5 separate regions of the Mus musculus genome follow, and regions 1, 2, 3 and 5 are each linked to region 4. The links are chromatin loops, found by intact Hi-C in ENCODE. Cell type or tissue: left cerebral cortex. All regions are shown on one strand. Each heading gives the region's core, and the rest is flanking DNA. Links, peaks and the distances in the headings are about the cores only.

What was found. A loop is a pair of places that touch in the nucleus more often than their neighbours do. Peaks named below come from ENCODE experiments on the same cell type or tissue, not always from the same donor. Only the 100,000 strongest peaks of a DNase experiment are listed, where the experiment ranks them.
Region 1: it touches region 4 in a loop (4-fold over the local background); 5 of 42 quality-filtered maps call a loop at or near these places.
Region 2: it touches region 4 in a loop (7-fold over the local background); 9 of 42 quality-filtered maps call a loop at or near these places.
Region 3: it touches region 4 in a loop (6-fold over the local background); 6 of 42 quality-filtered maps call a loop at or near these places.
Region 5: a loop joins it to region 4, with 5 times the contacts of the local background. A loop is called at or near these places in 3 of 42 quality-filtered maps.

What each region holds. Positions count from the first base shown.
Region 1 is chrX:162,756,961-162,763,351 of GRCm38, reverse strand. Rbbp7 (retinoblastoma binding protein 7, chromatin remodeling factor) reads right to left here and starts at 2,980. Exons shown (of 12, transcript NM_009031.3): 1 at 2,645-2,980; 2 at 1,633-1,777. The coding sequence starts at 2,660. In left cerebral cortex, for the core only: no CTCF peak of the experiment used is centred there; DNase peaks (open chromatin) are centred at 3,078, 4,038, 4,579, 4,776 and 2 more places; H3K4me3 peaks cover 2,394 bases; H3K27ac peaks cover 2,428 bases.
Region 2 is chrX:162,709,259-162,715,649 of GRCm38, reverse strand. No RefSeq gene overlaps it. Among named protein-coding and RNA genes, the nearest start is that of Gm15201, 24 kb to the left of the region's middle. In left cerebral cortex, for the core only: no CTCF peak of the experiment used is centred there; a DNase peak (open chromatin) is centred at 2,757.
Region 3 is chrX:162,732,193-162,738,583 of GRCm38, reverse strand. It overlaps Gm15201 (predicted gene 15201), which reads left to right and starts at 1,971. Exons shown (of 2, transcript NR_153331.1): 1 at 1,971-2,209; 2 at 2,536-3,506. In left cerebral cortex, for the core only: a CTCF peak has its summit at 3,409 (motif pointing right); DNase peaks (open chromatin) are centred at 2,141, 2,899 and 3,395; H3K4me3 peaks cover 1,459 bases; H3K27ac peaks cover 1,813 bases.
Region 4 is chrX:162,524,657-162,531,047 of GRCm38, reverse strand. It overlaps Reps2 (RALBP1 associated Eps domain containing protein 2), which reads left to right. Exons shown (of 18, transcript NM_178256.4): 6 at 4,652-4,790. Among named protein-coding and RNA genes, the nearest start is that of Reps2, 120 kb to the left of the region's middle. In left cerebral cortex, for the core only: a CTCF peak has its summit at 3,604 (motif pointing left); DNase peaks (open chromatin) are centred at 2,184 and 3,582; H3K27ac peaks cover 377 bases.
Region 5 is chrX:162,640,134-162,646,524 of GRCm38, reverse strand. Reps2 (RALBP1 associated Eps domain containing protein 2) reads left to right here and starts at 2,867. Exons shown (of 18, transcript NM_178256.4): 1 at 2,867-3,251. The coding sequence starts at 3,018. In left cerebral cortex, for the core only: no CTCF peak of the experiment used is centred there; DNase peaks (open chromatin) are centred at 2,864, 3,570 and 3,984; H3K4me3 peaks cover 2,525 bases; H3K27ac peaks cover 836 bases.

The DNA of each region.
Region 1 (6,391 bases), core at 941-5,940, 230 kb before region 4:
GTGGCTCACACCATCTGTAATGGGATCTAATGCCGCCTTCTGGTGTGTGTCTAAAGACAGCTACAGTGTACTCATATAAATAAATCTTAAAAAAACAAAAACAAAAATCCATGGTCTTATGAGTATACCTCAGGCAGGCCTATAACTTAGAATTATACCCATGTGCCATCACACCCAGCTCATTCTATTTTTATTCTATTTACTTATTTATTTATTGTGTGTGGATATGCATGTCTACAACAGTGTACATGTGTAGATCAAAAGACAACTTGCAGGAGTCAATGCTTTCTAGTTCTGGAGACTGAATTCATGTTCTTAGGCTTGGAAGCAAGTGCCTTACCATGCGAAGCCACCTTGCCAACCCTCAGTCTATTTTAGAATCTGTTCAAAACACCTTAGCCACAGAGCACATGCCTACTATGCTGAGGCCCTGGGTTTGAACCACCTCCAGTGCTGAAAAAATTAAAATCAATGCCTATAAGCCCCCATTATGTAGCAATTCAAGACTCTTCTCACTGGACATTTAGATTTTTAAAATGGAATTTTAACATAAAAAAACCTGCAAATAAAAAACATGAGATTTTGAGACAGCAAGCCCACATCTGGAAGGTCAATATTCATATATGGAACCTAGCCCTTTCAAGTGATTTTAAAACTAGCTTCTTTTTACCACTGGTCACAAATTCTTCCTTGTATATTAGTTTCATTTGACCCTAATTATAGGCTCACTATACAAAAAAAAGACAAAAAAAAAAAATCAATATACTTTTAAGGTATGTGCCCATATTCCTATAGAAAAAGTACATGCCAGGCTGGTGAGATGGCTCACTTGGTAAGAGCACCCGACTGCTCTTCCAAAGGTCTGAAGTTCAAATCCCAGCAACCACATGGTGGCTCACAACCGTCCGTAATGAGATCTGATTCCCTCTTCTGGAGTGTTTGAAGACAGCTACAGTGTACTTACATATAATAAAAATAAATAAATCTTTTAAAAAAATTACAAAAAAAAGGTACATGCCTACCTAAAGGTAGTCTAGTGAAGGAAGTGCCTTGATTCTGGAGCCAACCGGTTTTGGTTGGTTGAGCCCTAGTTTGTAAGCTATGAGATCGCCAGTAGTGAGCGCTTGAGCACCGTGCTTAAAATTCTCATCCCCTTTCCTCACTGGTAAATCTCTGAATCGCAACAGTAGTTCTGTTATGAGGCTTAAACTCTTCAGATGTGTCAGGTTCTATTATTCTAAGTGCTCCATAAATATCAGTAATTATGCCAAATCTTACAAATATTCAAGAAAATCACTTAATGCATCAAGCCATAATAGCTTTTAATTTGTTATGTATGTAATCTTTCCTATTAAGTTTGAAAATAATGTATTGATCTAGAGTCCAGAGATGTTGGTCATGGAATGGCAAAATAGTCATCGTTTCCTATACACAGTATTACACAATATTCTCTCCTCTCAACACACCTCTACGATAGAAACCATCTTAAGTTTTGAACAACCACTTGCCGCCTCACCCTCGGCCTAACCAATTAGGTATTTATGTTCTGTGTGTAAAATAACATTAACAATACCTAGAAATTTAACATGGTACTTAAATCTACACAAAATAGAAGTTGGCAGAAACCCTTACTTAGTCACTTCAGGAAGCCACTGAACGGTAAGACTGGGCCACTGAAGAGCATGGGTCATAACCAGGTCATACAGAAACGGTGTATTCTTCTTCCAGATTTTATACTCTTCGTTGATGACACGCTCCTCCACAGTATCTTCAAACACTGAAATTTGGAGAAAGCCCACAATTAAGTGGCTGAGAAGGCTCGGAGTCAAAGGCATGGCTACGGATCCTGGAGGTCACCTCGAGACGGCCACACCTTATCTATTCTTTCCTTTTACCTATCCTGCTCACACGAACTGCTCTCCCACAAAGTGAGAAGATCAACATCAGGAAGCGTTTTCGCCTCCACTTCCAAGATCGGGATTCCGGCGCTTACCCGAATTGGGTCATTAATTGCCCTACCACCGAGCTCGTCAGCCTTTTTATAGCCGCTCGCACCTGTTCTACGATGATCCGCATTGTAAACCGGTGCCCCGACCCACTCGAATAGATCCAATCCACGTGGAACAGCAGCAGCCCACAGGCCTGCTCCCTCCACCCCCCACCCTCGCAGGAGGCCCCAGCTCCCCACCAAGCCACGATCGGCAGCCATAGTCCGGCGGGATCCAGCTCCTCCCCCCCCTCCCGACACGGACACGGGCCGCGACCCCAGACGGACGACGACCACGCGCACGGAAGAATCCGCGCCCGCCGCTGACTTCTCGGGCCGCGAGCGCCTGCGCCCCCGAGCCAAGGGCGTCGGAGGGAGCTAGGCCGCGGGGTGGGGGTGGGGGTGGGGGAAGGGGGGCCTCTCTCTCGGCCCCCGCGCCCGGCTCCGGAAATGCTCCCGGCCCTCGGCGGCGACCAGGCCCCGTGTCGCGCAGGCCCCCTTGCAGGCGCGCGGCGAGTCTCGCGCCCAGCCCCGCCCCCTGCTCCTCACGCCAATTCGCGCCTTTCGTCAGCGCGTGCCGAGGCCTCGGGAGCCCGCCAGCCCCCCGGAGTCCCGGCGCCCGCACGCCCGCCCGCCCCACAGGGCAGGCATCCTTACTCTCTTTACTCGCCATCTTGCGTCGGGTCGTTTCGCCCCCCTTGGCCGCCTCGGACTTCTCTCTCGCTAGTCAAGAGCAGCCCGGCAGGCGCTCCTTGCCTCTCCCAGGCACGTCACGCAGTCCTCGCTCGGAAAAGCCTGAGTTCGGTCTGGCCGTCTGGGTTCTCCCCCCAGACGCCGCGATCTCCTCTTCTGCCTCCTCCCCGCTGGCGGGTAGCGAGGTCTGAGCCGCTCTCCTCTCTCTCCCTCTCGCCAAACTTGGAACGAGACTTTTCAACCCGCGCCTCTCAGCCCGCCCAGGCAGCTGAGCGCAGGCGCAGCCGCCCTGGGAAATTGGAGAGGCGGAGAAGAGGCGGGCCTGGGAGCCAACGGCTCGGCGGCTTGGACCAATAGCGTGCGACGGGAGGGTCTGACGCGCTCTCCGGGGGTGGGCTTCTCGAGAGTGGGTGGGGCGTTCCGCGGCAGGAAGTCGGCGAGGCGCAGGCGCGAGGCGTCACTCCCCAGGCTGGCCGCGGGGGCGGCTGGGCCCGCGCGGGGGTGGGGCGGATGCGAGCGCGGTGTGCAGGCTGCGCGGGGGCTGCGAGCCCCAGGGCCAAGAAGCCTGGGGCCCGCGGGGCGTGGTTGCTTAAAGCAGCAGCCGCGGCGGCGGCGGCGGCGGCGGGGGTGTGCGAGGGGGGCAGGGAAGCTGCAGCCGCCTTAGCAAAGCAAAATCTCAGAGCCAGTGAGGAAAATGGTTTCCTGGTCTCGAGAGATTACACTGCCCGCAAAGTCTCCCAGATAATCACGGCCACGCAGTTTTCTGCACCCCTCAAAGGCTCCCCCATTCAACTGTATCGAGGGCCCAGTCGAGCTCTGGTGACATTTGTCATAAGCGAAAGGGACCTTTAGGAGAGACCTTGGGCGGGTTTTTCTTTTTTCTCCCAGAAGCTGGGCAGACCTTTATTTAAGGCCTGCGATGGCGCAGGCCTTCAATCCGCCCCTCGTCGAAAGTTGACTTAAATGACTTTTTGTATGTTCACCTTTGTGCGTCCTTAACCTACTGGTTCTTTAGCTTCCTGCTGCTGCAGGGGATTTTGTGCCTGCCACTGCTTCCCTATCTCAGTTCCTGCCTAGGCCCCTGCTGAGTCATTCTTGTCACCTGAAGGGGTCCCATTTTGACCCTGCAGCTGGCTGCTGAACTGGAGAGAGCTGGGCTGGGCTAATCTAGGCCTGCATACCTGAGCTCTGCATTTCTCTGAAGCTTTTTAGCCTTGGGGGGGGGGGTGAAGAGAAAGCCACATGATCCCAGGGAGAAAAAGAGGGCCAGAGCAGAGGGGCCCAGGCGCCTACGCTTAAAGGGAACCACAGTCTACATCTAAACTCAGAGGCTCTCCTTGCAGAAACACCCCCGGAACATTTGTTCCCTTGATAGCTTTCCAAGTGCCTTCATGCTTAAACGCAACCATGCAGAGGCCTCGAGGATGCTCTCTTTTCTGATCGAGAAACCAACTCAGACGTTACTCTAGTATGTGACAGAAACAGTCACGTTCCCTTATATAGAAATTTACTGTCTTGGGTCTCTTGTTTTCCCATGTGGTACAATTCATTATTATAACGCCCTCCCTCCATGTCAGCTCCAAGAATCTTGCTGGTGACTAACGCTGAAGAGGTGGCTGGAGGCGGGAGGGGGGCGGTTAGAAGAGTGGAGTAGCATGGGTCCTCCGAGTTCTAGAACACTGGTGGTCAAACTTTTTTTTTTTGACAGGGGTCAGGCAGCCTTCGGTGTTGTAACACAACAGCCATAGAAAATATGGATAAGCCTGGCCATCTTCCAGCAAAACTATAGACACTGAAATCTGAACTCTGTGTACTTTTCACAGGTCACAAAATATTCTCTCTCTGTGTTTTTTTTTTCAATCACTTGGAAATGAAAAAAATCATGCTTTGCTTCAGGGCCATGCAAAAGCCCCTTGGTGGGCGAGATTTAAAGGACTGGAGCTTGTCCACCTTGTTCTAGAATAATTGTGTCCTACAGCTCTGCTTCAGCAGGAACTATGTGTACTCAGAGAAGACTTGAGAGGTGATTTCCTGTCAGTAATATAATTTGCTCATTTTGATGAGTAGTTATGATTTCTAAAATAAACGTTTAAAGGACTGAGCGAACCTGGTGTGTAATCCCAGTCCGTGGAAACTGGAGGTAGGTAGGTAGGAGGATCTTTGTTCAAAAGCCAGCCTGGAATGCCTAGGAACCTTGTCACAAAAAACAAGTAACTCTTCCCAGACAATATGAATTTAGTTTAAACTGTGTACACACAGAGGTGGGGGGGGGGTCGAGTAGAGGACGAGTGTGTGTGTGTGTGTGTGTGTGTGTGTGTGTGTGTGTGTGTTAGTCAGTCCTGGATATCTAATCCAGGGCCTTGCACATGGTAGGCAAATGTGCTTCACCTGAGTTTCCCAGCTAACTAAATTCTTTTATTTGGGGGGGGGGGGGCTGTTCCAAGACAGGGCTTCTCTATGTAGCCCTGGCTGTCCTGGAACTCACTCTGTAGACCAGGCTGGCCTCGAACTCAGAAATTTGCCTGCCTCTGCCTCCCAATGTGCTGGGATTAAAGGCGTGCGCCACCACTGCCCAACTAAATTCTTTATACTCTTTAGTTTACCTTCAAGACGTTGAGAAGAAAGCTTGGAGGGACAGACATTTCAGGAATTTTGAGATTATTCACATGCTATTGTACACTTAATCTGAAAGGTTCATAGAAACCATGTTTCATTAACTTTGGAATTTGTTTTTTTTTTTTTTTTGGCCTCTTTTTTAGGATAGGTTGTCCACAAACTTACTTTGTAGCCAAGGTTAGCCTTGAATTCCTGAATTCATTGTCCCCCAGATGCTGCAATTACAAGTGTCCATCACCACTTCCTGCTGGAACTGTTTTTTTTTACTGTTTTTGTTAAATTGAATACATTGGTACTAATCTATTTTTGTGTGTTTTTTTCCCCCCATAAAAATCTAACACCAGTCTTCTGTTTTGAGTTGCTTAACTGTTCGGTTTTGTTTTGCCTGTCTCCCCAGGCTCTTAGCCGTGCTCTTGGTCTTCCTTGGCGCTTTTTCTGTGGTTATTTCCTTGTTTTTCCTCTGTAGGTTAAGTCCTAGTGGAAAGAAAGTACAACTCGTTTTAGGCGTGAGACGTGGGTTTTGTTAACTAAGACAGGTCCTGTTTACGGATCTTTGAAGATGCCTCAGTGGATAAGAGTGTTTGCTGTGCGAGAGGACTTTGAGTTTTAGTCCCCGGCACTCAGCAGGCTCAGGACGTGTCTTCACTTGCCGTGTCACAACAATGCGGGGTGGGGGACTGCAGTGACAGATAAATCCTGGGAGCTCCCTAGCCAGCAAGCCAGCCTAGCTGAAACAGCAAGCTTCAGTTTGGTGAGAGTCCCTGCCTTAAAAAAAATGTGAAGAACAATAGAGAAAGACACCAAGGCCTCTGGGTGCACGTTTGTGCACGAGTGCCTACCACAAACACTACGAGTGTTTAGGTACCAGTTCTCGGTACTCAAAGTTGCCATAGCGTTCAGTCCCATTTTCTTTAAGCTTGACTGACAGTAAATTTTGTAGACTGGTCCATGCGTATATAAACCGAAACAAATGACGGGAAACAAGTGCTGATCTTTGGTATTGTGATGCACTCTGGTATTTTATTTCATGTTTTAAAAAGGCAGCTCACCTTCTACATTGATTGTGCCACTGCGTTGAGTCATTGAGTCAGAAGT
Region 2 (6,391 bases), core at 550-5,549, 180 kb before region 4:
CTCCTCACTCTTCTAACGTCGATGCTTGATGCTTTCCTCATCGTTGGGAAGAAAATGCAAACTCTTGAGTGCAGTCTCTAGGGCACCACGTGATTGAACACATCCTTGCATGTCAGGTACATTTCATGCTGAATTTCTCCTTGCCTCAGAACCAAGAACATCTTGGTTTTTCAGTTCGCTGAACTCACCAATTATTTGTTCTACTTCAGGAACTATGAATTGATTTTTTTTTCAGCTTCTCCGTAGCCTTAACCCTTCTGTTCTTTCTCCTTCAAGTATCAGGCTAAATATCACTTTCCTAGTTAGATCTTGATCAATGCTCAATCTAAATTGGCATTCCTTCCTGTTACTTTCTAGTCCAACATACCCTCTGCTTTCTTCCAGGTACTGACCACACTGGGAAGAATTTCTGTTTGTTAATGTTTATTCTTTTTGGTTTGTTTGTTTGTTTTTGAGACAGGGTCTCTCTGTATAGCCCTGGCTGTCCTGAAACTCACTTTGTAGACCAGGCTGGCCTCGAACTCAGAAATCCGCCTGCCTCTGCCTCCCGAGTGCTGGGATTAAAGGCGTGTGCCACCATGCCCGGCTTGTTAATGTTTCTTCTTGACAGTAACATTTGATAGCATATGTTCAATGCTAGCAAAATTTGGGCCTTTACAATCTAGTACCCATTCCATAGCAGATAGTAAAGACTTAGGGAATGAAAAAAGAAAAGAAAAGAAAGTTCCTCCCACCCTGTCTTAGTTAGGGTTTCGTTGCTGTGAAGAGACATCATGACCAAGGCAACTCGAATAAAGCCAAACAGTTGGAGCTGGCTTACAATTTCATTATCATTATGGCAGGAAGTATGGCAGCATCCAGACAGGCATGGTACAGGAGGAGCTGAGAGCTCTACATCTGGATCCACAAGTAGAAGAAGGAGACTGTTTTCTACACGGGGCATAGCTTGAGCATAGGAGGAGATCTCAAAGCCCATCCTCACAGTGACACACTTCCTCCAACAAGACCACACCTATTCCAACAAGGCCACACCTCCTAGTAGTGCCATGCCTTATGGGCCAAACATTCAAACATATGAGGCTATGGGGGCCATTCCTATTCAAACCACCACAGAGTGGTAGCAGTAGAGATGTGGAAGATGGTTGTGTTAGAGAAATGCTGTATAAGAGGATCTTTTGAGCTGTGTATAGTGGCTCATGACTGTAATCTCAGCACTTGGGAGGCTGAAGCAGGAGTTTTGCCATGAGCTTGAGGCCAGTGTGGGTTATATAGTGAATTCAGGCAGCCTGGACTACAGTGAGACTGTCTCAACCTCCCACCTCCACTTATAAAAAGGAGCTGAAGAGATGGCTTAGTGGTTTTGAACATGTATTGTTCTCACAGGGAAGGCAGAGTTTGGATCCCAGCACATCAGGCGGCCACAATTGCCCATGGCTCTTGCTACAGGGGATCTGATGCCCTCGCCTGGGCTCCACAGGCACCTGCACTCACAAGTATATACACACACCCATATATACACACAATTAAAAACAAAATAAATCTTGAGCAAATCAAAAACGGCCCTATAAAAAGTACCATTTATTAATAGGAAGTGATTACAAATTTCTGATATTTGCATAGCTGATCAACATTTGCTATATCTAAAGAGATATAAACTGTACAGTCTGCTTTATATCAGCATGGGTAAAATGATGGATTTAATTCAGACATGTTCATACAAAGAGGGATTCCTTTTTTTGAGACAGGGTCTCTGTGTAGCCCTGACTGACCTATAATTCACTATACAGACCAGGCTGGCCTCAAACTCATAGAGATCCCAGTGCCATATCCTCCAAAGTGCTGGGTTTGAAGGCATATGTCATCATGCCCAGTGAAGAATCTTTTAATGACTTCCTTCCTTCTCTTCTTCCTCCTCTTCTTTGTTGTCCACTGAGACAGGGTTTCTCTGTGTAGCCCTGGCAGTCCTGGAACTCACTCTGTAGACCTGCCTGCGTCTGCCTCTTGAGTGCTGGGATTAAAGGTATGTGTGGCACCATGCCCAGAGACATTTTATCCTTCTTGTACTTCACTTGCTATTTGGTTGTATGAACAGAGGCTGCCATTCAGTTAACCTGATAGTCTATTTACACTTTCTGATATGGGATCTTATGCTGTGCATGCTGGGTAAATATTCTCCCACAGAAGTATGTTCTCAGAGCCACAACTCTAAATTATTTTTAGGCAAAGATCTCCATGATTTAAGGTAATTATCTGTAAATCAGGACTGTCTTAGTCAGAGTTTCTATTCCTGCACAAACATCATGACCAAGAAGCAAGTAGGGGAGGAAAGGGTTTATTTGGCTTACACTTCCACATTGCTGTTCATCACCAAGGAAGTCAGGACTGGAACTCAAACAGGTCAGGAAGCAGGAGCTGATGCAGAGGCCATGGAGGGATGTTTTTTACTGGCTTGCCTCCCCTGGCTTGCTCAGCCTGCTCTCTTATAGAACCCAAGACTACCAGCCCAGAGATGGTCCCACCCACAAGGGGCCTTTCCCCCTTGATCACTAATTGAGAAAATGCCTTACAGTTGGATCTCATGGAGGCATTTCCTCAACTGAAGCTCCTTTCTCTGTGATAACTCCAGCCGGTGTCAAGTTGACACACAAAACCAGCCAGTACAAGGACAAAATTGTGCTGTGAATTTCCTGGTCAGGACTAGTGGAGGGGAGAGGTTAGGCCCGAAACAAGAAATCTTCATGTCGACAGATCTACTTTGAGAAATAGACAATTGGCATTCTCTCAGTGTTTACACATAGCCGTGCAAGCAGAGATTTAAACAGATAGCTACTTCCAGATACTTCCTATATAGAAACAAGTTTGGAAGCAGCTATTGTGTGAATCATATGAAGAAAATTATTTTAAGAAATCAAGCCAAAAAAAAAAAAAAAGATGAGTTTGAGTGAGAAAAAAGAAGGGTATATACAAGGGATTGTGGGAAGAAAAGGAAGGGTAAGATGATGTAACTATTTTAATTTCAAAAATACAAAACTTATTTACAAAAAAGAAACCCGCTGAGCAGTAGGTTAAATCCCAGCATGCAGGAGGCAGAGGCAGGTGGATCTCTGTGAGTTTGAGGCCAAAGTGAGTTCCAGGACAGCCAGGGATACACAGAGAAACTCTGTCTTGAAACAAAACAAAACAAAACAAAACAAAACAAATAACCCAAGCTGGGTGTGCTGGTGCACACGTGTTATTCCAGCACTCAGGAGGTAGGAGCAAAAGAGCCAGGGGTCAAGGCTACCCTCAGGCAAATAAGACTCAGAGATCCGCCTGCCTCTGCCTCCCAAGTACTGGGATTAAAGGTATGTGCCACAACGCCTGGTGTTTTTGTTTGTTTTTAAAAGTTTTTTTTGACATAGGGCCTCACTGTGCTGTCCTGGCTATCCTGGAACTCACTATGTAGACCAGGCTGGCTTCAAACTCACATGCTTGCCTAGCCTGCTTCTTTATAGCACTCAGGACTACCAGCCCAGGGGCACTAACCATAATAGGCTGGGCCCTCCCCCATCAATCCCTAATTAAGAAAATACCCTATAGTCTTTCTTACAGCCCGATCTTGTGGAGGCAGGCATTTTCTCAGGTGAGGTTCCCTCCTTTCAGATGACTGTGCCAAGTTGGCATAGAAACGAGCCAGCACATAGCCAGGCATGATAGCACTCACTTTTAATTTCAGCACTTAGGAGGCAGAGACGGGTGGATCTCTATGAGTTTGAGGTCAGCCTGGTCTACGTAGTGAGTTCCAGGACAGTCAGTAACATAGTGAGACCCTGTCTTGAAAAAACAAAACAAAAAACTAGCCAGCACAGCTGATTTAGGCATTTTTTTTCTCATAGCTAAATCTTTCTCATGGAATTAAAGTTTACTTGAAATTTATACATAATTGTAGGATTGTTTATATGAACCAAGTAAGTCAAGCAGTCTCAAAGCATATATAATTTGTGAGGTTTTTATGTTGTTTTTTCTTCCTTCCCTTTTTTCTTTTCTTCTCCCTTCTTTTCCCTTAGAGTCAGCATCTCCTATATTCTAGGCTGGCCTTGAATTTGTTATGTAGCCAAGAATGACCTGGCACTTCTGCTCCTCCTGCCTCCATCTCCTGAGTTATGGAATTATAAATAAATGTTACCATACCTGGCTCTATTTCATTTTATTGACTTTTAAAATAAGTCCTAAAGACCCCTGAAATCCTAGAAACTCCATAGCAGTTTTATGGGAAAAAAGCCCTGCTGTAGTTTATACTGCCAGCAGGGTCATATAGCCTTAACAGAAGTCAACCAAGCTTAACCTGACATGTAGAAATCACATGTTAAGAGGACAAAAGGGGGGCTGGCGAGATGGCTCAGCGGGTAAGAGCACTGACTGCTCTTCAGAAGGTCCTGAGTTCAAATCCCAGCAACTACATGGTGGCTCACAACCACCCATAATGAGATCTGACGCCCTCTTCTGGTGTGTCTGAAGTCAGCTACAGTGTACTTATGTATAATAATAAATAAATCTTTAAAAAAAAGAGGACAAAAAGGAAGACTTGAGCAATTTCCTTTGAAATGGGTACCCATTAGGACTTATAACAGCAGGGGCTGGAGAGATGACTCAGGGGTTAGGAGCACTTGTTTTTGCAGAGGACCAGGATTCAATACCCAGCATCCACACGGTAGTTCACAATCATCCATAGATCGAGTTCCAGGAGTCATATGACACAAACATACACGTGGGTAAAAACACTCAGGCAGATAAAAGACACAAAATTTTAAAATCCAAGTTTGATCCACAGGACCCACATGATGGAAGGAAAAAGGACTTCCACAAATTCACACATGTTGTAGCATGTCCTCCTTTCAAAAATAAATAAAAATGTAATAAAACTTAAAAAAAAGAAGCCAGACATAGTGGTATATACCTTTAATCTCACCCTGGGAGGTACAGGCAGGCAGCTCTCTCTGAGTTTGAAGACAAACCTTGTCTAGGTAGTGAGTTCCAGGCCAATGAAGGCTACATAGAGAGACCTTATCTCAAATCAATTAAAAAAAATCTTACAACACTTAACATGACAAAAATCAATTATTTAAGAAAAGTGTAATAGTGTTTCTGAGAGAAATGAATGCGAAGCACCAGGATTCAGGGTGGAACTGTTACTATTTGGAATGTCTATTTTTAACACGGCAAATGGCTTAGTTCTCATTTCTTTTTGTTTGACAGCTTGTGGTTAGCTTTGCAAGACTAGCATTTTCCCTAATGGGAGTTTTAAAATTATAAGCACAAGAATTTGGTCAGGAGCTTCCACATTTCATAGACTATTTGAGAGCTTCAAAATGGCATTTAAATTGGACCAAGAGGTGAGCATGGTAGCTCATACCTGCAATGCCAGCAATTTGGTAGGAAGAGGTAGAAAGGTCAGACCTTTGAGGCCTCTTGGCTACATAGTGAGTTTAAGACCATCCTGGACTACATAGTTTCACCCTATCTAAAAAAGGAAAAAGTAAAAGATCAAATCAAACCAAAACATATCACTACCACCACCAAAACCAACCAACCAAGCAAACCCCCAAAACCTCACGAAAGCCCCCCCAAGTCCCATTAATCATCACCGCCACCACCATCACCACCACCACCACCACCACCATCATCATGTACAGTAATCCCAAACTTGAGAGGCTGAGACAGAAAGGTCATGAGGTTAGGGCCAGCTTGGACTACAGAATGAGACTCTATCTCAAAACAAACAAACAAACTAACTAACTAAATAAATAAACTGGACCGAGGAGAAAAATGTAATGATATTTTAGTGATTTTTTTTTTTGAGACAAAGTCTCACTATGTAGCCCTGGCTGGCCTGGAGCTATCAGACATCCACTTGCCCCTGCTTCCCAAACTGCTGGGATTACGGATTCATGCCACTGTGTTTGAGCCCTAAATTCTAGTCTTTTAAGCTCCAAAGAGAGATGAAGGCATCTATATTTCGTTCATCTTCTTAAAGCAATAAGAAGTACATGGGAGAATTGTTTTTTATAACTTTGCCAAAATAAGTCTCTCTCTCTTTTTTAGATAAGGTCTTAACATGTAACTCTGGTTGGCGTTGGCCTGGAGCTCATTATATAGATTGGACTGGCCTTGAACTCACGGAGGTCCATCTGGAGTGCAGGGACTATGGGTGAATGCTATCATGCTGGGTTAAGTCTTTTTGAAACAAAAGAAGAAACTGCAAGATCTCAAGCACCCAGGCTGCCCTTGAGCTCACTGTGAAGCTGAGGATGGCCCTAAACCTCTGATCCTTCAGTTTCCTCTCCCAAGTACTAGAATTACAGCTCCACAGTCCCATTCCTAACTTAAAAAAAAATAGTTGGGTGTGGGTCCA
Region 3 (6,391 bases), core at 781-5,780, 210 kb before region 4:
AAATTTTGCTATATCAAGTAATTCTGCAGTTCCACTCCTGGTAGAAGTCTCCAAAGAGAAATGAAAACAAATTTACACATGAATGTTTGTAGTAGCACATTCATAATAGGTAGGAACTATAGAGAATCCAGCACCTATCAACTGATGACTGAAGACATGAAGTATAATAGAGCTATAGTAGGGGGTGTTATGCAATAAGAAGAAATGAATTACTGATACATGCAACAACAGGGATGACGTTTGAAAGCATCATAATAAATTGAAATAGCCAGATATAAAAAGGACATATTGTATATTCCATTTGTTTGAAATGGCCAGAGTGCTGGGCAGTGGTGGTGCACGCCTTTAATCCCAGCACTTGGGAGGCAGAGGCAGGCGGATTTCTGAGTTCGAGGTCAGCCTGGTCTACAGAGTGAGTTCCAGGACAGCCAAGGCTACACAAAGAAACCCTATCTCAAAAAAAATAAAAATAAAAAAACCCAACCAACCAAGCAAACAAAGAAAGAAAGAAGAAAAGCTGGGCTCAGTTAGCCCTGCGGGCTCTGATGGATGGCCAGCTGCAATAACAACCTGAAGTGGCCAGAGTAGGCAAATCTACAGAGATACAAAATAGTGCTTGCCTAGGTTTGAGGGAAAATAGGTTCCTCTGGATTTACTTTTTTTTCTGTATAGGTTTGTAAAATGCAGTGGTTGTACACATCCTTTTAATCCCAGTACTTGGGTGGTAGAGGTAGTGGGTGGTAGAGGTAGGTGGATCTCTGAGTTCAAGGTCAGCCCAGTCTACAGACAGTGAGTTCCCGGACAGCCAGAGCTACACAGAGAAAAAACAAGAACAAAAAAAATTGTAAAATGTTAAAAATTATATTTTTATCTTTGTCTGTGGGATGAGTGTGGAGGCCAGAGACTGTGTGACACAGTGTCCCTCTATGATGTCTCACCTTATTTATTGAGTCAGGGTGTCTCACTGAATCTGGAGCACACTGAGTCTTGGCATGATTGGCTGGCCAGCAAGCCCTATGGATCAGCCTGTCTCCGCTCCCCAGAACTGGGAAGACAGTTACATGGTGTGGAACCAAGTTTCTGTTGTTGGTTTGTTTGCTTTTCGAGACAGGATCTCTGTATGTCGTGTTGGCTGTCCTGGAACTTGCTATGTAAATAGGCTGGCCTTGAACTCACAGAGATCAGCAGTTTACCTTTGCCTCCCAAGTGCTTCAATTAAAGGGGTGCACCAGCATGTCTGATCAGAGTTTTTTTTTTTTTTTTATGTGTGTATGTGTTTTGTCTACATGTATGTCTGTATACAATGTCCATACCTGGTACCCAAGGAGGTTGAAGTTGTCCTAAGATATCCTGAAGTTACAGATGAGCTGCAGTGTAGGTGTTACAAAGGGAATCAAACCCAGAGACTGTTTGGAAGAGCAGCCAGAGCTTTTAACCACTGAGCCATCTCTCCAGTCCCCATATTGTATTGTCACAACTGCAACTGACATGGACCTCCCGATGTAGCCCAGGATGAATTTGAACTCCTGGTTCTTGTGCTCCTACCTCCAGAATCCTGAGATTACAGGCAAGTGTCACCATACCTGAATTAGTTCTATTAGATTGTGACTACTAAAAGCTAGTCTCTTGTACATTTTTTAAGGCTTTAAAACTGACCTCTATTTTTAAACTTACTGTGTTCTTTACAGGAAACAAAAACACAAGAATTAAAAAAAAAACCAAAAACCTCTCTTTTTAAAGTCGAAATAAACCCAAGAAACGAAAAGCCATCGATCTGTACATTTGAAATGGGTGAATGGTATAGTCTGTGAATTATATAGCTCAGTTAGCTCTTTTTTTTAAGGTGGGGGGGGGGGAGAAAAGCAACACTATCTGTTCCCTGGAATGCAGCGAGCTCAGATAAATCTGGAATGCTTGCAGTTCAGCTTGTACCTGGCTTACAAAAACATTCATTGTGACCTTCCCCCTCCCCAGTTGATGGATTGCAGCTGCCATAGGAGGGCTATGACTTGGCATTTTCTCCTGGACAGGGACAATGTACTGCGCACAGTACACACGTGCTGCACGGAGAAGACGGCTTCGTGTCTGGTTGAACCCAGCTGTCGGACTGAGCACACCCTGCTTGGGGGGTGGCTGGAGGCCTGGAAAGGTCTGGAAGCTGCACCTGGCCAATGGTCCAGTCCTCAGGGGGTGGCTGCTTTTCAGCTAAGTACATTGATTGCTTCATGTCTCTTAAAGGCTGAGTAAACTAGCTCTGGGAGGTGGAGCTAGACATCACTATACGTAATGCAGTATTTTTTTTTTCTTTCTTTGAGACGGGGGTGAGGGGGTGAGGCGGGGGTCCTCACTATGTAAAATATGCTTGCTTTGAACTCTCACAGCCATCTGCCTGCCTCTGCTTCCCTAGTGCTGGGACTAAAGGTGTGTGCCATTATGCCCTGCTGTAATGCAGTCTTATATTTAGGTATATTAGTTATGTGATTCTCCTTGGCTAGTGGGATTTTGGGTGATGTTTATTTGTATTTCTGTTTTCAGGTTTGCGTGTGTATTGATACTGCATTCAGGAAAAGAAAACAGCCTTTACTAAAGAGCTGGCATCTCCCACCCTCACCAACACCAGAGGATCATTGGGCAAAGCTGTCACCTTTGGCAGAGTGGCAAGAGCCCCACCAACCACCCTAACTTTCCACTCCCAGCTTGCTGTGGAGCCGTTTCTCCGCAACGACAGCTTTCAGGCGCCAACTGTGCCTGTGGAAGCCCCGCCCAGCGCCATTGGCCTCCATGTTTTATTGCGCAAGCATGAGAACAGCCTTGCACAAAGAGTCAGGAAGTGGGATATAAATTTTGGGTTCAGATATCTGGAGAACTGAGCTTAAATACCAGCTGTGAGAGGAAATGATGGGACCGGCCAGGTGGCGGGCACCCCAGAATCAGGCGTCTCCTTTATCCACTGGGAGGTGGAGTTTCAGTTGAACCTTCCTATTGGTCCACAGTGTGATCTTCCTGCATGTTTGTTGCTAGGTTCCACTGAGAGAGCCCCTGCCGCGTTCTTCCAGTAATTCTGCTTCTCTCGCTACAGTTTTAAGTTTCATGCTCCAGCAACTGAGCTAGTGGGACGCTGGTATACCACACTTTAAACAGCCATGTGGTATCATCCTTTGTTTAAACGAAGAGTGTCATTCTCACAAATATAGGTAGTTCAGAAAGTACTGAGATTTAGGGATAATGTGATTTCGTGGTCAACCGAACAAATTTTCCTTACTAGTCGCCAGAGCGTTCAGTCTGCATCCACGCCATTGTTACTGTTTTTTCTCATGATCAGATTTGAAATGTCCAAGCGATCCTGCTTATAAAACTGTCTTGTTCTACTGAGTGGAATGGGCAGGCCAGTTTCCCAACTCCAGCCACAGGAGGGCGCACAGAGACATTAACAAATGAGGGTTGGCATTACATTTTGGGGTGTCCTGAGTTAAATAAAAGAGCTTGGGCACTGTTCTACTGTCATTACTAGGGAGTAGCATTGTCCAGTGGACCTTTCTATGGCGACGGAAATCGTGCATCTCTACTGGCCACCACACCAGCCATTAGTGACATGTGACTACCAATCCCTTGAAATGTGGTTTCATACAACTGAGGTGAACCTTTGGTTTCGAGACAGGGTCTCATTTAGCCCAGCCTGGCCTTGAATTCCATAGATAACTGAACTTGAATTTCTCATCTGCTTGCTTCTCTCTTTAGTGCTGTCATGCCCAGACGGGAAATGAGTGTGTGTGTGTGTGTGTGTGTGTGTGTGTGTGTGTGTGTATACACGTGTATGTACATGTGTGTGTGGCAGGTGAGAGTACTCGTGCATGGGTGTGTGGAGGCCCTATGTGAACAGAGTGTCTTCCTTTATTGCTCTACACCTTATGTTTAAGGCAGGGCCTGTCACTGAACCTGGTCTCTCATTGGTTGTCTAGTCTACCTGGCTCCCAGGATCTTTCTGACTCTGCCTCCCAACTCTTGAGATTACAGGCATGCTTCCATGCCCTGCTTGTTATATGGGTGCTAGAGATCTGAACTCAGGTTCCCACGTTTGAGATTCAAGCACTTTAAGATCCACTGAGCCATCTCCATAGCCTTAGGAATGAATTTTAAATTTTACTTAGTGTAATTATAACTTTAGCCACAAGGATTGGTGACCACATTGGATTCAACAAGTCTTGAGCCTTAGACTCTATAAGAAGATTGACTTTTCTGAAAGACAGTATGCATTTGTAATCATGTATAAATGATTAACAGCTTAAGAGATAAGGGAAACTCACACTGATAGTCCTACCGCTGGACAGCTTTTGTTCCAAGCATGCTTATATACCTAGCTCAGTTAACCTCTACTGAAAGATGGTTGTTAAGGAGCTAAAGGGGTCTGCAACCCTATAGGAGGAACAACAATATGAACTAACCAATACCCCCCCCCCCCAGAGCTGTGCATCTAGTTGCATATGTAGCAGAAGATGGCCTAGTTGGCCATCAATGGGAGAAAAGGCCCTTGGTATTGCGAAGATCATATGCCCCAGTACAGGGGAATGCCAGGGCCAAGAAGTGGGAGTGGGCGGGTTGGGGAGCAGGGCAGGGGGAGGGTATAGGGGGTTTGGGGATAGCATTTGAAATGTAAATGAAGAAAATATCTAATAAAAATGCCTTAAAAAAGATGGTTGTTAATATGCTCCCTTTGCAAACAAGTCAGAGAGATGAAGCCACTGGCCCCAAACTATTGAGACAGTCATTGAGTTCAATAGTACCCACCTAAAAAATATTGCAAATAAATAATGCTGATAAAGATATAAGAGAGGCAGCCGGGCGTGGTGGCACATGCCTTTAATCCCAGCACTCGGGAGGCACAGTCAGAGGCAGGCAGATTTCTGAGTTCGAGGCCAGCCTGGTCTACAGAGTGAGTTCCAGGACAGCCAGTGTTAAACAGAAAAACCCTGTCTCGGAAAAAAATATATAAGAGAGGCACTGGGAATTTATAACAGAAACCACTGCTTGGGGACTGGACATTGTCTCAGCAGTTAAGAACACTTGCTGCTCTTCCAGAGAACCCAGATTTGGTTCCTAGCACCCACATCGTGGTTCATGACCATTCACACTCAAGTTTCGGGGGATCTTCTAGTTTCTGTGGGCACCAGGCCCATGTGTTGTGCAGGTAAAGCATTCATGCATATAAAATAAAAGAAGGAAATCAATACTTGATTTTATGTGGGTGTTTAAGACCTGAACTCCAATGAGAACTTTAAAAAAATAGCATCTGCTATTCTAGCCTGTATTTTACATTTATTATTTTTTAAATTATAATTACATCATACCCTTCTTCTCTTTCGTATGACCAACCACTCCCATGTACCTCACCTTGTTGTCTTGCAAATTCACAACCCCCCCTTTTTCTCTTTAATTGTTGTGAGATCATATATATAGTCTATGTCTAATGTATAAATATGACATTCTTAGTTTGTACAGTGTTACTTGTATGTATATGATTTTGGCGGCGAAAATTTAGTATTGGATTATCAGTTGGGGGTCTCTTTCCTGGGGAAGACTATTTCCTTCACCCTAGCACTCCTGAGTTGCCTCTAGTCCTTTGTCTAGGATTGAGGCCTCATGGGCTTTCCCCTTCCTTGTTAGCAGGCCATTGGTATTGTCTTTGTTCAGAGGTTGTTTAGGAACCCATGTTGATGAGACTTCATGGGTGTGGCTTCTCTGATATTTCTAGGAGACACAATATCACAGCAAACTTCCTATTCCTTTGGCTTTTACACACTTTCTGCCCCCTCTTCTGTAATGGTCCCTGAGTCTTAGGTGGAGGAATTGTGTAGTAGATGCATCAGTTGGGACCGATCCCCACAAGTCTGCCTTTTGATCCGTTTTGGTATTCTGTAAAGGTCTGTGGCAAAGGGAAGCTTCTTCAATGAGAGGTGAGAATGCATTTATCTGTGAGTATGAGGATAAATATAGAATGTAGTTAGGGATTATGCTGGTCTAGTAAAGTGGTGGCTGTAGATTCTCCTCCAAGATCCATGACTTTACTAGTCCTGAGTAGTTGGCTACATTTCCAGGAAGGTACCTTTTCCCTCTTATTAAGTGGATCTTAAGTCCAATTAGAGAGCTGTTGGTTACCTCCAAGTTATTTGTGCAAATGCTGTAGGTATAGTATTCTTGTGGCTCATGGGTATCAGAGCTGGCTAGGACTTTTGGTTGCTTCCTCCCTTAGAAGCTTGCATGGCATCTTCTGGTACCACAGATGCTAATCCTTAGGGAGGAGGCTTTGAGATTAGATCCAGCTCATGTCCTCTGGGCCCTGTGTCCAAAGTGCATGGTATCTTAAGCAATAGGAATTTACCTTTTACCCCTGAGA
Region 4 (6,391 bases), core at 648-5,647:
ACGTCAGCCTCCTGGATGCATGGATTATAGGCATGCACCCTACTCCTTTCTCTATATCGGTTCTGTCCTAATCTCACAGACTCTTCTTGCTGCTTCATAGCTTAAGTTGCACCTGGCCCTTGTTCTGACTCATGGCCTGGCTGTGTATCTATTCAGGTTTTGCTTTCTCTGTTTGTTGATTTGTATTTGTATTATTCATATCTTTAATCTGACAAAGGTTGTTCTTCTAAGAACATGCATCTTCTTTTTTTTTTATTTAAAACTACTTCTTTTCTTTTTAAAGGTATTTTCTTCATTTACATTTCAAATGCTATCCCAGAAGTCCCCCATACTCTCCCCCCTACTCCCGTAACCACCCACTCCCACTTCTTGGCCCTAGCATTCCCCTGTACTGAGGCATATAAAGTTTGCAAGACCAATGGGCCTCTCTTTCCAATGATGGCCGACTAGGCCATCTTCTGATACATATGCAGCTAGAGACACGAGCTCTGGTGGGTACTGGTTAGTTCATATTGTTGTTCCACCTATAGGGTTGCAGACTCCTTTAGCTCCTTAGGTACTTTCTCTAGCTCCTCCATTGGGGGCCCTATGATCCATCCAATAGCTGACTGTGAGCCTCCACTTCTGTGTTTGCTAGGCCCCGGCATAACCTCACAAGAGAGAGACAGCTCTATCTGGGTCCTTTCAGCAAAATCTTGCTAGTGTATGCAATGGTGTCAGCGTTGGGAGGCTGATTATGGGATGGATCCCCGGGTATGGCAGTCTCTAGATGGTCCATCCTCAATGCCTGTCTTAGTCAGGGTTTCTATTCCTGCACAAACATCATGACCAAGAAGCAAGTTGGAGAGGAAAGGGTTTATTCAGCTTACAATTCCATACTGCTGTTTATCACCAACGAAGTCAGGACTGGAACTCAAACAGGTTAGGAAGCAGGAGCTGATGCAGAGGACATGGAGGGATAGTCTTTACTGGCTTGCTTCCCCTGGCTTGCTCAGCCTGATCTCTTATAGAACCCAAGACTACCAGCCCAGAGATGGTCCCACCCACAAGGGGCCTTTTCCCCTTGATCACTAATTGAGAAAATGCCTTAGAGTTGGATCTCATGGAGGCATTTCCTCAACTGAAACTCCTTTTTCTGTGATAACTGCAGCTGTGTCAAGTTGACACAAAACTAGCCAGTACAATTGACCCCTTGTCAACTTGACACACAAACACATCACTAGTAAGCCTCAACCCTTAATTTCTTATTCATCCCCAAGATCTAAATAACTTTAAAAGTCCCACAGTCTTTACACATTAAAAGTCAATCCCTTTAAAATGTCCAGTATCTTTTAAAATCCAAAGTCTTTTTTACAATTAAAAGTCTCTTAACTGTGGGATCCACTAAAATATTTTCTTCCTTCAAGAGGGAAAAATATCAGGGCACAGTCACAATCAAAAGCAAAAATTAAACTCCAACTGTCCAATGTCTGGGATCCAACTCACGATCTTCTGGGCTCCTCCAAGGGCTTGGGTCACTTCTCCAGTCCTGTCCTTTATAGCACACGGCTTGTCTTCTAGACTCCAGCTGCCTGTACTGCACTGCTGCTGCTGTTCTTGGTGGTCATCTCATGGTACTGGCATCTCCAAAATGCTGCATGACCCCCTTCAGTCCTGGGCCATCAACTTCAACTGAGGCTGTACCTTCACCAATGGCCTTCCATGGCCTCTCACAGTGCCGAGCCTCAGCTGCTCTGCATGCCTTCAAATCCAGTACCACCTGGGTGACTCTTACACATTACGAAGTCCCACTGCAGCACAAGGTACAACCTTGGCTATCTCTGGAATACAGCCTCTGTGCTCTCAGAAAACACTTCCCAGAAGATGTCACCTCAATGATGCTGGTCTCTTCTTAATCACCGCTAATTTCTTAGCTATAGCTAATCAGCATCAATAGTCCCAGTAATCCTAAGATTTTGCTTTAGTAGTTCTGGTATCTTGTTAATCACAGCTGATTCTTCAGCCCCCGCTAACCAGAACTACAGAATCTTCACAATCAAAACAGCAATGGCCCTGAAAAGAGTCTTTAATCTTCCCTCTGAAATTTCACAAGCCAGGCCTCCATCTTCTGCACTGTTCTCAACATTATCATAAGCTCCTACACAACATCTGACAGAGTTCTTAACAACAAATGGATCTTCAAGCCCAAAGTTCCAAAGTCCTTCCACAGTCCTCCTCAACACATGGTCAGGTTGTCACAGGAATACCCCACTATGCTGGTACCAATTTGTCTTAGTCAGGGTTTCTATTCCTGCACAAACATCATGACCAAGAAGCAAGTTGGAGAGGAAAGGGTTTATTCAGCTTACAATTCCATACTGCTGTTTATCACCAACGAAGTCAGGACTGGAACTCAAACAGGTTAGGAAGCAGGAGCTGATGCAGAGGCCATGGAGGGATAGTCTTTACTGGCTTGCTTCCCCTGGCTTGCTCAGCCTGCTCTCTTATAGAACCCAAGACTACCAGCTCAGAGATGGTCCCACCCACAAGGGGCCTTTTCCCCTTGATCACTAATTGAGAAAATGCCTTATAGTTGGATCTCATGGAGGCATTTTCCCAACTGAAGCTCCTTTTTCTGTGATAACTGCAGCTGTGTCAAGTTGACACAAAACTAGCCAGTACAAATGCCAAAGCATCTCAGAGGCCAGTGTGTTATGAGCCCAATTACTGTTGTTTCCGTGTAGCCAGATGATAGCAGGTATGAGTCATGTCATTCATCCACACAGCCACACTTAGCTGCTGCTTACCTTTGTAACAGACTGTGTTGGGGCAGGAAGTGACCTCAGTTATGTGTGTAGGCATGGATGTACATATGGTAGAAATATGGAAAGGGCACTTTGGAGCAGAAGGATGTAAGAAGGGGAAGGATTTCATCAGGCTGGCACCAGAAGAAGAGTTTCCTGGGAAGAAGACCTGAGTTTGGTCTGTAAGACGTGAGCACTTGGGGAATTACAAACCTACCAAGTCAGCAAAGAGTAGCATGGACTGCAAGAGTCCTGATGGCCAGGTAGAATAGACCAAGACCTATTAAAAAGTGACTCACGCTACTCAGGCATGAAGTAATATAAATAGGAAAGAAAGTAGCTGCAAGATTAATAGATTTTTTTTCTCAAATTTCTCAATTTCTCAAAATGTCTCCAATTATGAGCTTGGAGAAGGAGCAACCATGGGCTAGAATGAAGAGGGACTAGGTTGGGAGGCCTCTTTCCCAGGAGAGAAATAATGCACTCCCAGGGAGCAGGGCTTTCCATTAGTAGCAGGCGATGCAGCAGATCAACATTTAGCATGAAGACTTCTGTGCAGCGATACCTGTCTTGTCTTTACTCGTTTCCTTTTGCCTTCTTTGTGACCACCTCTTGGTTCCATGGACATGGCCCATGGTAAAAATACATGGTTTTAAGGTGGATGGGAAAGATGGAGCAAAGCCCCAGATGTTTCTCTCAGCACTTCCATTTTGTGTCTGTTCTGAAAGCCTAGACTAGCTTTTATTTGCTCCTGCATTGCGTTCTGGGCTTCTGAGCTCTTAAATCTTCAAATTTGGCATGCCTGCCTGCCCTCTAGTGGCAGGTTTGGTGCACCCCTTTGTTACCCTGCTGATGGCAGTGGTTCTCATTGCTCAGCTTTGTACTTAGTAAACAGTCCCAACTCATATATGTGAAGGGTAGATTCAGCGATACTGACTTAGGACCCAGGGACTTGGATTGGGCTTGGAAATTTTGACTCCTGAATTTATACAATGTAAATGCAACAGGAGAAGAAGAGCAACACAGTTATGATAGCTCACATCAATAATCCCAGCACTAAGGAGCAGAAATCATTAAATCTGAACCTAACTTTGGCTATATAGTGAGTTCTAGGCAATCCTGGGCTACAGTATGAGATTCAGTCTCAAAAACAAACAAACAAACAAACAAACAAACAAAGAAACAAAGAAAATATATGAAACTAAAAGATTATGCAGTTATAGTGTTGCCATATGTTCTGTGAAGCGCAGAAGAGAATCTGAGGCTAAGGAGATGGCTCAGCAAATAAAGCACTTGTTATGCAAATGTGAAGACCAAGATCAGGTCTCTAGAATCTGCTTAATGTCCACTGGGCATGGTAGCCTACCTATAATTCTAGTGCTTGGAATGTGGAGTCAGGGGTCAAGCTGGCTAACTACAGTAGACTTAACAGAGTGAAACCTTCAGTTGAGAAACTCTGTTTCAATACATAAGGTGTGATAAATTGAAGAAGACTCCTTATATCATCTTTGCCCCCCAACATGCCATACATATACATGTGAAAATTTTATTATTAACCACTTAGCCAATCTAAGAGGGTCAGATGTGATGAATAGTTGAAGAGAAGAATGGTGGCCTTAAAACCTGTCATCATTCTTTACCTGTTCAGTAATTCATGTTCCTGTTAACTTTGAAGATAGAAAAAACCATGAAGCTTGCTGTCTCCTTTATATTATAGTTTATGTTTTGGTTAAATTCTTTTTATGAGACAGTTATGTTTATTCCTTTCAGGAGAAAATTTTAAAAATACAAAATAACATTCATTGGTGTTTAAGTCTTACACCTCATCTCATGACAGGCACGTTCTGTGAGCACTTTCTTTTTTAAAGTCCTTTTCAGTGGAGAGAGAACCGCAGGAGAACAACAGTAATTACCCAGATGAGCCCTGGAGGATAACTGAAGAACAGCGGGAGTACTACGTCAATCAGTTTCGGTCCCTCCAGCCAGACCCGAGTTCCTTCATTTCAGGTGAGAGAACATGGTGTCCTGGAACGTGGGGCCCATGTGAATAACTACAGAACATCTTGAGAAATACAAAATGAATATTATAACCTTCTTTGATTCCAATTTGTATTCCTCTAAGGTACAACTTCTTATCAAATATAAGTCATGCAGAAAAAAAAATGGTAATGATGTGGGGAAAATTACACTGCTATTGCAGAAGGGTAAATGTGAATTTGGGGGAACGTAGTCTAGATCCTGCACCTTATCAGCTAAAGCACGTGGAACAGTAGATGACAGTGCCATGGGACACCTTCAATTGCTTACTCATTATATTAGAGCCAGAACAAAGACAAAGTGTAACCTGCCTTCCTGCCTGTCCTCCTTCCTTCCGGCAGAGGTCCCCTTAGGTTTTATGCTCCCAGAAGTTTAAGCTCATGCTCATTTTCTTTGGCTTAAGCCTTTCTTTCATGGTTCTTGAAATTGAGATATGAAAGGAAGACTGGCCAGCACCTTCTCAATATCAGTTCTAGATTATCTTCAGATGTCTGCATTCCTGTTGTGCCCTCATGTAACATTCAAACTGAGAGGAATTGATTTAGTTCCCATGTGCCTTCATTTTACCAGGCTGAACAAACAGTGAAATCCTAGAGTCTGGAAGAAAAAAGGATAAAACAACTTCTTACCCTTCAGATGTAAAGAATATCTGTGGGTTTGATCATTCTAAGCTAACAGTCAAGCATGGATTAAGACTAATTTTCTGTGAAATAAGGTATATAATTGATATATTCTTATATATGTAAAGGCAAACATCATTTTGGTGATTAGTAATAAATGACCTTATGGAAGGTAGAATAGTCTAGAAATAACAAAGGAGTTTTACCATCATGATTTAGAATATATGAACAGAAATCCAGATTCCATACTCTTGCTCATCTGATTCTTTTCGCAATATATGCACATATTTAGCCAAATATGGATAAATCGTTTGAGGTGTTTTGAAAATGTCTTTCAACCTTTTTATTTTTGCAGAATTTCAAGTGTAGATTCAACTTGACTTACAGCTATAAAAAATCCCCACGGACAAGTGCTGGCAGTTTTCTCTATATTCCCTCTCAGCAAGGATGATCTTGAAATACCATTGCCAGACCATTTGATTTGAAAAATATTTCAGAATATATCTTTGGGTGTCTTAGAAAAACATAACCAGAACTCACTGATACATGTGAGAAAAAAAATCACATATTCTTTAACACAATCAAGTCTTTCTTCATTGTTCAGAATTATCTGTCTCATAAAATTTTAAAAAATGTTTAGTTTGATTACAATGAAGAAGTTCATGAATGGCATTAGTTGATGTCTTTTAAAATAAATAACTTAGTTGAAATATAATTCATATACCATAAATATTACCATTTGAACTGTGCAGTCAGCAGTTTTAGTTCATTTACAGACAAGATTCATAACCTAAGTTCAGAACCTTTCTATCACCCCTCTATAATCCACCCACTTAGTAGCAGTGACTCCCTCCTCCTGTCTTCTCCACCTCGCAGACCTAGGCCACTGCTGTACATTCTTATAAACATTCTTTATATGAATATATATTCTTTATATGGATATATAAATGG
Region 5 (6,391 bases), core at 974-5,973, 120 kb before region 4:
CTCTGCTATTTCTCTACTTCATCCTTTGTGTATTGCTGCGGTCGTCTCTGTCAGCAGTTCTGAAGCAAAATGTGGAATGAGGAATGAAAGCTTTGAAAAGAGAAATTTTCTGCATTTGTAAGCAAACCTAGGTTCACCTCCTGTTGAGTGCAAAGCTAAGACAGGCAAGGGCAGGGCAGGGAATATGAGTGCTGAAATGTTAATAACTTTACTGGGTAAGATGAGTTATGTCCGAAACAGTACCTTAGTGAACAAAGGAAGCATGGGGATTTTATTCCAGGAGTGGACACACATACATATATGAAAACCCTTTATGGGCAGGCACATTTCTGAGCATGCTCAGTTTAAGGTGCTAGTTCAAGGAGAAGACACACATTTCTGGTTGTACTTAGCTTATGGTCATTTAGCCAGTGTTCAGAAAGCTACAAAAAACAGGCAACTCTTTTGGACTTGATCAGTTTGCATTATAAAGATAACAAGAATGCCTCTGGCTTTGTTCAACGTTCTTGCTAAAGTCTTATGAAATTTTACAAGCAGAAAAAAAAAACCAGACAGTGCATCGGAGCTTGTCTACACGTTCACGTGCACTTAGCTGCTAACATGCTTGGGCTGAATCTTTACTTTTTCTTCTCTGGTACTGGAGGACAGACTTGTGTTTGGCACATGCTGAGCAAATGCTGTGCTACTGAGTCATACCTCCACCATGAATCGTCTATATTTTATTTCTCCAGAGTCCAAAAGGGAAGTATAACTCTGGCTATAATTGAGGTTGACACGTTTCTTTTTTCTTTTGTACATCTCTTTCTTCCCTTTTCCTTGTCTGCTTTTCCATCTTTTGACTTCTTCATTCTTTTCTCTTCCTTCCATTGGTCCTTATTTTAGTTGACTATAATATCAAAGTGTGCTTGTTATCCTTGATAGTATTTTTGACTTGTTTTCGGCTTTTGCTTTTTTGTGTTGTTACTGTTCTTGCAATGGGTCTTCTCTGGAGTGGTCTCTGTCTCTGGAGTGGCAGGATTACAGGTATTTGCTACATCTGACTGCTTCACGCTTTTAATAAAAAACTGTTTGGGATGGAATATATATATATTCTTAATACACACATATTCTTTTATCCCTCTTTTATCACTATGTAGCCCTGGCTGGCATGAGACTCAGTAGCCCAGGCTGGTCTCAAACTCACAGAGATCCTTTGGCCTCTGCATCGTGAGTTCTGGGTTTACAAAGGTATGTGACACCAGGTCTAGGTCTAACAGGTCCTTTAATTAGTGTTTAATCACAAAGAGGTTTCCCCTTTTTGGTTAGTGTTTTGGCATGAGGCATGCATGTACAATGGTTACATTTGTGCAACTCTTCTCAAGAACAATGGCACTTAAGATTTTTCTTTTGGAACCCAGTGTGGTGGCACATGTCTTTTATCCCAGCACTCGGGAGGCAGAAACAGGCAGATCTCCATGAGTTTGAGGTCAGCATGGTTTGAGGCCACAGAGAGTTCTAGGACAGCCAGGGCTATGTAGAGAGACCCTGCCCTAAAAAATAAAAAACAGATTTTTCTTTTGGAAAAAATGCAAATATACAAGACTTATAACTGACATTTTCAACACTGTTGTGGGGCAGACGTTTTTCTTCTAGTATATTATTTGTGGATCCCCCCCCCTTTTTTTTGCAGGCTAGCTTGTAATTCACAGTGTAGCTAGAGTAGATTCAAAATTTTGGTCATTCCCCTGCCCCAGCCTCCTAGTGTTAAGGTTACAAACAAGAACCACCACACTTTTGGCTAGAGCAATAGCCATCAGGGAAGAAGCCCATTTGAACACACACACACACACACACACACACACACACACACACACACACGCACACGCACACGCACACGCACACTGGGTTTTAAAGTTCTGAGTTCCAGTGTTGACTTTTTTGGTAGGAACTTGGACAAATAAATTTTGGACAAAATGTAAAAAACTGTTGTTTTCCTGCCAAAAGAAGTGTTTTCTGAGCCAGATGTCTTAAGAAAAGACCTTGTCTAAAAAAAAAAAAATAAGAAAATAAAAAAATCCTTCCAGAAAGTGAGGACTCTGTGTTACAGAGGTCAGTACTTTCAGGACTTAAGAAGCATAAATTTTCCAGATAGTGTCTCTCACCAACTGTTTCCCAGATTTCAGTCAAGCAGTGGAGCATAATGGACCTCATATCTGAAAAACAAACAAACAAACAAAACCCCAAAACGCCTCTTCCCACTTCTTTCTCAAGGACCTTCTGAAGTACCTTCTTCAAGAAATACCTTCTGGCACTTCTCAGTAAGGTTCAAATCCAGATCCCAGCCATACCTGAGAAAGTGGCCAAACCCCATCATCTCTGGGGTGCTGCTGGGACCCCATTCACATCTTTGTTTTTGTTTGTTTGGTTGTTTTTTTTTTTTTTTTTTTTTAGCTTTTCAGGACATAGGAGGAAGGGAAATCCAACTTTTTGTGACTGGTCCTTTTTCTAATTGGACACCACATCCCTATGGGACTCCTAATGAGACAACATCTCAGTTTTCCCCATCCCCTGAAAAACTCTTTTTCTTGTGTGTGTGTCCAGATGTTCCCTTCTTAGCCAGGGTGGAGAGCCCAAGATGCCCCTCAGGAACACGGTGGGCTAGGTGGGCGTTGGCAGCAGCTCTCTCTGCCTGGCCTCCCTTGCAGAGCAGGTGAAAGGCTTGGGAGGGCGGCAGCCAGAGTTGCGTTCCTTACCTGGCGAAGGGGCGGAGCGGGGCGGGCTTTCGGGGAGGGGCCCAGGTGGGATTTCGGGCTGTGATTGGTCAGCGCCGCGCCTGTCTCCATGTGCCGCGCAGAGGAGGCACAACATTCAAGCCCGGAGGGGGCGGGGCCGGCGCTCTCTTGGAGGAAGCGGCGGCGCTGCAGCTGCGGGGCGTGGGGGCGGCGGCTTCGGAGGCCGAGGCGGCGGTGGTGGCCCTGGCGGCAGCACCAGCACCTCGGCCAGGGAAGGCGGTCGGTTCGGACGCTACAGAAGGCCCTATGGAAGTGGCAGCGGGCGGAGGCTGCGGCGCCGGGCCGCCTTTGCTGCTGAGCGATAGCGAGCAGCAGTGCTACTCTGAGCTCTTCGCGCGCTGTGCGGGCGCTGCAAGCGGGGGCCCCGGACCTGGTCCCCCCGAGGCTACCAGGGTCGCCCCCGGCACTGCCACTGCGGCCGCTGGTCCAGTAGCTGATCTGTTTCGAGCGTCGCAGCTGCCACCAGAGACATTGCACCAGGTATGTCTCTGCGCTCTTTTATCCCTCTCTGGTCTGTGGGGGCAGTGTCTATGGGAAGAATGGGGCAACAACGACTATTCCCAGGGACTATTCCCGGAGATCTGGAGGGCGGTGGCCAGGACCGCAAAAAAAAAAAAAAAAAAAAAAAAAAAAAAAGGGGGGTGCTCTCTTGCCGAGGATGGCGGCGACGCCCTTGTCCCCAGGGACACCAGCCTCCTCTGCAGCTCATCTGCTCCTAGCCTAGTGCTTGGCTGTGCTCTTCGTCTCTTGAGAAAGTCTGACACCCCTATCATATCTGGGGGTTCTACAATCTCCCAGACCCAAAGTTTGCCCTGTTCCGAAAGTGATGTTTGTTTTGGCTGCTGTTTGCTTTAACCTCTGTTCCTTGCTCCTGCCCCTCCCTTTGTTGACTACACTCTCGGGGTGCCTTGTTGGGATTTGAACTTGAAGGGTGTGTACATGTGTGTCTGTAGGCTCTGGGCCTACAGCTACATGTTGTCCTTTATACTTGTGATATGTACATATCTGCTACATAGATTTGTTCACTAATGTATTTCTGATTATTAGTATAGAACTGGAAAACCTTAAAGCCCAATTGTAGAACAGGGACTCAGGGCTACAAGATAGGAACATTGATCAAGTTCAAAGTAAGTTCCCCATTTGGGTCCAGGGGTGGATTCAGAAGTCTACAGCTGTAGTTTGTCATCTTATTGTCACTTGACTTTGACGTGGAGTTACGAAACAGACGGTGTCATAGCTTCTGTCTGTCTGCCCCGTACCTGGAAAGGAGGGAGGAGTGATTCACTGCAGGTGCTGTTTTGTGCTTTCCTCGAGGCTTGGAGAAATTGCTTGGGAAGCCCTTTGTCTGTCGGTTGATGTTACCAGCAGTAAATGGGGATCATATTGTTAATATCAAGCCCTAAATGTGAACCTATACTTAAAAAGCAATAGTGTGAAAGTTATTAGCAACAATGGAATATTTACAGTGGTGAGCAAATGCTTTAAAATGTAGTTCCTAGGAAGTACTGACGGTTTTATGGTTCACTTATCATATCTTTCTCTGCCTTTGTGAGGCCCGCTTTCTTTCTTTCTTTCTTTCTTTCTTTCTTTCTTTCTTTCTTTCTTTCCTTCTTTCTGGCACTCAAGACTGTTTTATACTGCTGGGGTATACATAGATGCTCCTATGTTTATGAGCATAATTTTAGCCACTTGGTTCACCTTTCGAATTGAGGATTTCTGAACATGATTAGTATTCATAGAATTTAGCATGGCTGTTTGTTCCTGTAGAATTCTGTGATAAGAAGATAGTTCTGCCACAGTTGCTAAGCAGTTGAGTTGCACGGGGTGATAAGGAAGTTGGTGTTCTGAAAGAAACTATTACAAGGACCTCAGAATACTGCTGAGCATAATAAATTTACTAAAGTGTCCGAGGCAATGCACCAAATAGTTGTGCTGTACATCTGGCCGGGATTAATTTGTGGACAGTAATACATCAAGTGTGATAAAAGAAAAGGGTGTATGAAAATTGGTTGAGGTTTTCCCAGGAATTGGAGAGGGGATCTTTCTAGTGTGATAACTGATGCTTTCTTGAAGAACATATAATTTAAAAAGAACCAAAGGTACTCAGCCCAGAGAAATAAAACACAGCCCTTTTAACATAACAAGTTAGAATGGCCCATTACTCTTGGTACAGGTAACAATTAACATTTAAAGTCACCCTGAACTGGGAAGGGTAGTCAAAACTGGGATCTAGTGGCTATCTAACTTTTATCTACCACTTTGGTGATGTGTGTGTGCCCTGTCTGACTTCATTTGTTTTAATTCATTAGTATACTAGCGATTTTAAAACAAATGTAGAAAACTTCCCCCTTTCCCTTCTAAACCGAAACCTGTAAGTTCAGATGTAAGTGGCCCAACAGGTATAACTGCTCAAATCATGGAGACAGTAACCAGACCTGGTAGTTTCTATGGTTAATGGCCAGATTTTCCTCTTAATAAGCATACGATTAAGATGACTGTAATGTAGGGCTGGGGATTTAGCACAGTTGGTAGAGTGCTTGCCTAGCATGCATGAAAGACTGGATTCAGTCCCCATCACTGCACAAAATCGGACATGGTGGCACATACCTATAATCTCAGCACTCTGGAGGTAGAGGCAACAAGGTCACAAGTTCAAGGTCACGCTCAGCAACATAGCTAATTTGAGGTCAGTCTGGGTAAATGAGACTTTGTCTTAAAATGATGATTATTATCTAATAACTCACAGAGATCCAATGATAGGCCATCCTTAGACATCAAGATAGGTTATAAATATTGTTTAACATGTACTATCAGGAGAAACCTTTAAATCGGGAAGAATCCCAGTTAGTAACATCTGATTGTCAGATAATAGATTAAGGCAAAGAAGCACGTCCTGGCTGTGAGAAGTAGGTTTATTTTATTTTATTTTAGATTTATTTATTATTTTATACATATAAGAGTTTTTCCTGTGTATGCCTGGTATGCACCAAGGTCAGAGAAAGGGCATCAGATTCCTGGGATCTGCAGTTACCAACAGTTGTGAGCTGCCATGTGAGTGCTGGGAATTGAACTCTGGTTCTCTGCAGGGGCAGCAAGTGCTCTTAAATGCTGAGCCGACTCTTTAGCTCCATAGGAAGATTTTAACATCTCTGGACACAGGCTTATCTTTGAGAAGTCATTAAAAATTTCAATTTAGGTTCCCTCGTGGCTCAAGCTGGCCTCAAACTCTCTATGTAGCAAAAGTTGACCTTGAACTCCTGCCACTATCTCCCAAGTGCTACTTATTTGAAAATTAAAAATATGTTCAAAATAAAACTGCTTAATCATTAAGGAGATCCACAGGTAAAAGGAAATCAACAAAATCCTTATCAGGAAAACTTTTTCCTGTTATGAGATTATTAGCCAGAACTATTTATTTAAATTTTAAATAGTTTTTCCTTTGGAGATAATATAATTTCTCCTTTTTTCTCTTTTACATTATTTCCCCTTCCTTTTCCCACTTTCAAACCCTCACATATATTATTCCTTGCTCTCACTTAAATTTATGGCCTCTTTTGAAATTCATTGTTGTTACATGTATATTCACATATATGTATATACATATATCTTCCTAAATCTAA